Regions from separate parts of the Homo sapiens genome. Here region 2 is linked to region 1. Evidence: read pairs that join two places in POLR2A ChIA-PET (ENCODE). Cell type or tissue: A673. All regions are shown on one strand. Each heading gives the region's core, and the rest is flanking DNA. Links, peaks and the distances in the headings are about the cores only. Region 1 overlaps GALNT7 (polypeptide N-acetylgalactosaminyltransferase 7). Region 2 overlaps GALNT7 (polypeptide N-acetylgalactosaminyltransferase 7).

Region 1 (2,919 bases), core at 154-2,653:
GCAGAGCCGTGAAGGACTCAACGGGAAGAGAGTCCATGGTGAGCCCAGAGAGCCGGGAGAGGCTGGTATCATGCAGGCGCATGTGGAGGAGTCTGCTCTGGCCCCTGTGTGATTAGCCTTGAGCAGGGGGCAGAAGACAATAAAGGACACAAGCTCGGGAGATATTGGAAAGTCCAAGCAGTGTTGGCCTGGTCTAGGCTGGTGGCAGTGAAGTTGGAAATAAGTCAGCAGATTCAAGATGTATTTTCAAGGCTGGGTGCAGTGGCTCATGCCTATAATCCTAGCACTTAGGGAGGCCTAGGCAGGTGGAACTTTTGAGCCCAGGAGTTCTAGACCAGTCTGAGCAACATGGCGAAACCCCATCTCTACAAAATACATAAAAAGGTAGCTGGATGTGTTGGTGTGCGCTTGTAGTCCCAGCTACTCAGGAGGCTGAGGTGGGAGGACTGCTTGAGCCCAGAAGGTCAAGACTGCAGTGAGCCGCAATCATGCCACTGTACTCCAGGCTGGGCCATAGAGTGAGACTATGTCTCAAAAAAAAAAGATTTTTTTTTCAAGGTAGAATCAATGGAACCTTGAAATAGGTTCCATTGAACCTATTTGAGTAGATTGAATATTATGTATGATGATGAAGTTACCCTAATAATACTGAGTACCCTAAAATTTAAGAATCATGATGGATTAGTAATTAATTGTTCAGGGGAGGGGAGCAGGGAGCAAGATAAATTCTGCTGTAATTTCTCCCAATGGTGGGAGTGACTTGTCCCTAAGAAGCTACCAAATCTTTTTTCTCTTGGACCTAAAAAGTGTCCAATTTAAGATCCATTCAAGAAGCCCCACAGATACACAGGTCACCCTTTTGCATTCCTACCTCCTGGCACAGTAAATATCTATATCTAATTCTCCTGTGTCATTTCTGTGCTACATTTGCAAACTCTGAATGAACTGTGGTTGTTCTACAATGATTTACACTGTTATTTGGCGAGCCCCTGAGCTATAAAATTAAAAAATGACAGACTACTTCCATGGTGTATGGTTTTGTTCACCCAAGAATGACTCATAAATCAATGCAGGAGCAGTTAGCAGACCACGGCTGTATGGCTCAGTGTTTTTAAGAGTGAAAGAGAAAATTCTATTTTAACTAAAACTAAGGCTTAATTTTTAAATCCACAGAGGTACCAAGGCGCCCTCTAATGGTGAACTCAAACAATGCTCTATTTTGTAATGAGCTACAGTTTCAGTTAGAAATTGTGGTAAATTCGTTAGGGAATTATGAACAGATTTTTTTCTTTTTTTGTAAAGGCTTTATAATTTCTTAATGTTTGGCCATCAGTTTTGTCTCTTCTATGCATTTTCAGGCTGTATTCTACAAGGCTTCTTGCCTATTGGTGAAGGGTTATTGGGGGTTTGTCTGTAATGGTTATTGCAGTGTTTCTTTTTCTTAGGTCCCCAGCCATGGCTGGGGGATTATTTGCCATTGAACGAGAGTTCTTCTTTGAATTGGGTCTCTATGATCCAGGTCTCCAGATTTGGGGTGGTGAAAACTTTGAGATCTCATACAAGGTAACATTTTATTTCAACAGATGGAATTCTCCAAGTCGTTACTAACTTCTGTGGCTTTCAGATAAAGCTAGTTTTTTGTGGGGGAAAAAAGCCCACAATTATATCATGCATTTCTCCAAATTGTATAGAATGATTTAATGAAAATGGATGCCTTTGAGGAAAAAATAAGGCAAAATGCAAGCTCCAAACTTACCATATATTTACAGGGCTCAGCTCAAAATTGTGGCTAGCAAGCTTTAGAAATGAAAATATCTACCCCCACACCCCAACTTTCTATATATTGGAGCTTTTTATTATAGAAGCCCTTGGAAGAATCTGCATGCGTTAGGGCCACAATTGACCACCCACTGACACAGTCACCCTTTACCACTGTAGGACATGATTCAAGACAGAAGCAGAGCCCCACAATGACTGTATCCTCAGGCTGACTTTGGCGCTGTCTTCCTGCAGCATCCACCCTGTTGTTGAAGCAGTCTGGGAGCAATACTATCTTCCATGCTCCAGCCCCCACCTCAACCCCTATTCCTACCCCCATTTTCCAAAAGAAAGAGAGAGAGAACTATATCAGAGTGTGAGTTAAACAGGTATTCATTACCTCTTGTCTTAAATGTCCTGTGCGTAGCACTGTGAGGGATAGAAGAGGAGTAAACCAGTTGTTGCTCTCAAGGAACTTGATAAGAAGATATTAGAATTATACTTAAATTCATAATACAAGAAGGCAGAATGGCATTCAGTTGGTGTGCTTAAAAAACCGTCGGCCAGGCGCTCATGCCTATAAACCCATCACTTTGGGAGGCCAACATGGGCGGATCATGAGGTCAAGAGATCGAGACCATCCTAGCCAACATGGTGAAACCCCATCTCTACTAAAATACAAAAAATTAGCCGGGTGTGGTGGTACACACCTGTAGTCCCAGATACTCGGGAGGCTGAGGCAGGGGAATTGCTTGAATCTGGGAGGCGGAGATTGTAGTGAGCCGAGATCGCACCACTGCACTCCAGCCTGGGGGACAGAGCGAGACTCCGTCTCAAAAAAAAAAAAAGAAAGAGCGAGCGTTATGCTAGATGCAGAATTTGCGGCAGAAGTAGGAAGATGGGTATGATGTTAGTAAGCACAGATAAGGGATGGGAGGGGGACTTCTAAGCAAGTAGCATGGGGAAAAGTACAAAGAAGAGAACACAAGGAACATTCAGAGAACAGCAAGGAGCAAACTTTGGCAGAATCAAGCAACATGAATAAGGAAGACATCTAAGAAGATAAAATGGGAAGGTGTATTAGGGCCATATTGAAGAGAGCCTTTAAAGCTGAGTTAAGAGATTTTTATTTAATTTGATAAGCAGTGGAGAACGATCAAA
Region 2 (2,919 bases), core at 215-2,714, 87 kb before region 1:
CAGAGATTTTATTGTAGAATTAAAACTGATAAACCTGATCCCTCAGCTCTGTGCTATTTTGTTTACCCCATGAGGAGTTGCTCCCCATAAACCTGAGAGTTTGTTAGAAGGTACCTTGTTCAGAAGATTATCAGGTTTAAGCAATTGCCATTCAAGAGAGTAAAGAAGAACTAGTCTGGAAGCTGGCAAGAAAAAAAAAGTTGTTATTTCTAAGTCAATGTTTGTAGAACAATTGCCTGGTTAGGCAATGAGACAGTAGTGTTTAATACAATTGAGCTGTGGTGTATAATATGAGTAGTCATACACTCTTTTGTAAGAGTCTTGGATTGATATTTTTGTTATACTTTGCAATCAAATAAAGGAGGCTGTTTGCACATATCCTGAAAACGATTTGATAACTATATAGTGATTATTTCTCGGTAATTTTTGAAGGTCTACTAACCAAAAAATTCTAATAAAATTCACTCTTATGAAATTAAAGATTAAGTCACAAAAATACAACTGTTTAGATAAATATTCAAGCACTGACAGGCATATAGCACCTCAGTTCTGTTTGTTTGCTGGCCATTATGTTTTTACCAGCTTTTGTTTTAAAAGTCTCATCTTTCTCCTTGATTAAATTAAATGAACATCCTTTCCTGTTACTCCAAAGGATTCCTTATAATTTTTTTATAGCACCTTTGATTTTAGACTGAGGGCTTTTAGATAGACTTAAATAGATTCTTCTACTGTATGTTTCTGAAATATTGGCCCCTGTACTTTACCAACATACATTTCACTTTATAAAGTTAATGTAAGGGCTTTTCAGTGACTCCAGGCAAACCTCAAACAATCTCTGATTTGCAAAAAGATCAAGATGCCTCTGGAAATAACACACAACCCAGTGTTGTTATTATTATTTTTTTGCAAGACCTAACTAGAGAAGTGATCATTATACTGTATATTCTTTAATCTTGATGTTTTTAAAGAAGTTTAAGTGTTGTATCCTTTAAGCAATTAAGTTCAGTTCAAAAGACAGAATAAATACAAAGCTCTTTAAAAAAAAAAAAAACCCTTAAGAGACCACATTGTGGTAAGTATTTCAGCCTCTGGATTTTGATAAACTAGAAAGCTTTATTTTGAGGAGTCATTAACTTGCAATTTGGCCCAGATCACTCTGTAAGGTCATGGTAGCTTCAGACCCCTTATCTCTAACTAGCCTGCCCGCTGGGACAGAAAGTGTGTTCCAAGAGAAAGAGCAAGATCTCTATGATTAGATTGAGTCTACAGGGGACTGAGAGCCCTAAGAAAACTTCAGATTTTAAGAAATCTTCAAAGAGAAAAGAGACTTAACAGATCCAGATGAGCCATGGGAACAGTGAAGTGCTTGGTGCATGTATATATAAGTTCTCAATAGAGCTGTTTCAACCACTAGTCCAAATTCAACTTCTCAAGCCTGGTAGAGTCAAATTTCTGGCACTTGGCAGCAGAGAGTTTATAGAATGCCTTGATGGAATCAAGTAGTAACCTGTCTTCCTTGTCTTCCTTTTGCTTCCAAACTTATGACTTGGATTTTTTTTTTTTTTTAATGCTCTTTCCAGCCCTAGTAGTGACAGCATTTTCCAAAATGTTACTCAAAACCTCTCAAATAGCAGAGGCAGTACCAACACATCCTGGCATCTAGCCTACGGTCGTGCTTCAGGAATACACTGACTGCCTTGGTGATGGCCAAATGCCAGTTCTTATAGTTAAGTTGTGGCTTGGACATGTGGACCCATTCCTTTCTGTAATCCTATCATGATCCCCTGCTTTCTTTCTTCCCTACCAGAATCTAAGCTCCTGGAAAGCAAATGCTATGACTTTTATCTCTTGTATTCCCACAGCCATGTTGGCTAGAAATATGGTGGATACACAAAGAAAGTTAGTTGAAAGAACAAATCCAACTATCCAAGAGGTTCTGAATACCCACTGGCCCCACCACCAACCTCTGCTCTTCTTCTTCTTTTTTTTTTTTTTTTGATATGGAGTCTTGTTCTGTCGCCCAGGCTGGAGAGCAGTGGTGTGATCTCGGCTCACTGCAATATCCGTCTCCTGGATTCAAGCGATTCTCCTGCCTCTACCTTCCAAGTAGCAGTGATTACAGGCGTGTGCCACCATGCCTGGCTACTTTTTGTATTTTTAGTAGAGACGGGGGTTCACCATGTTGCCCAGGCTGGTCTTGAACTCCTGACCTCAGGTGATCCGCTGCCTCGGCCTTTCGAAGTGCTGGGATTGCAGGTGTCAGCCACCATACCCGGCCTGCTGTTCTCCTTTTAATGCACCCAAGTCCTGGGGAACCCGACTGGGGATCAGAGCTGTGAGCTGGGGGAGGGCCCGTTGTTTTGACCCTAAGACCTAGCCTGACTTGAGAAGTTTCAGGATGTGGAATTTCATCAGGCTCAAGGAATCCTTTCAAGGAGCATTCTGACAATAGAACCATATAAAATCCACTCTTCTTTTTGTCAATTATTTTGAAACTGTTCCAGTAATTAAGATTGAGCTAGAAAATATGAACTACATTTTTACAAATACTCAGACCTTCAAAACAGGCTTTAAAAGGCCGGGTGCAGTGGTTCACGCCCGTAATCCCAGCACTTTGGGAGGCCAAGGCGGCAGATTGCTTGAGCCCAGGAGTTCGAGACCAGCCTGGGCAACATGGTGAAACCCCTTCTCTCTCTAAAAATAAAAAAATAAAAATAAAGAAATCAGCCGGGCATGGCAGCATGGGCCTGTAGTCCCAGCTACTTGGGAGGCTGAGGTGGGAGGATGGCTTGAGCCTGAAAAGCAGATGTTGCAGTGAGCTGCGATCACACACTCCAGCCTGGGTGACAGAGCAAGACTCTGTCTAAAAAAAAGCCCACAAGCTGGCTTTAAAGTGAACTAATAATGATGTCTATGTTA

What was found. Peaks named below come from ENCODE experiments on the same cell type or tissue, not always from the same donor. Only the 100,000 strongest peaks of a DNase experiment are listed, where the experiment ranks them.
Region 2: POLR2A ChIA-PET joins it to region 1 with 5 read pairs; 2 of 35 experiments call an interaction of 5 or more read pairs at or near these places.

Annotation. Positions count from the first base shown.
Region 1 is chr4:173,300,602-173,303,520 of GRCh38, forward strand. It overlaps GALNT7 (polypeptide N-acetylgalactosaminyltransferase 7), which reads left to right. Exons shown (of 12, transcript NM_017423.3): 7 at 1,446-1,563. Among named protein-coding and RNA genes, the nearest start is that of HMGB2, 32 kb to the right of the region's middle. In A673, for the core only: a CTCF peak has its summit at 1,202 (motif pointing left); a DNase peak (open chromatin) is centred at 1,120; H3K27ac peaks cover 1,670 bases.
Region 2 is chr4:173,213,252-173,216,170 of GRCh38, forward strand. The region is part of intron 1 of GALNT7 (polypeptide N-acetylgalactosaminyltransferase 7); the gene reads left to right. Among named protein-coding and RNA genes, the nearest start is that of GALNT7-DT, 45 kb to the left of the region's middle. In A673, for the core only: no CTCF peak of the experiment used is centred there; a DNase peak (open chromatin) is centred at 1,710; H3K27ac peaks cover 1,615 bases.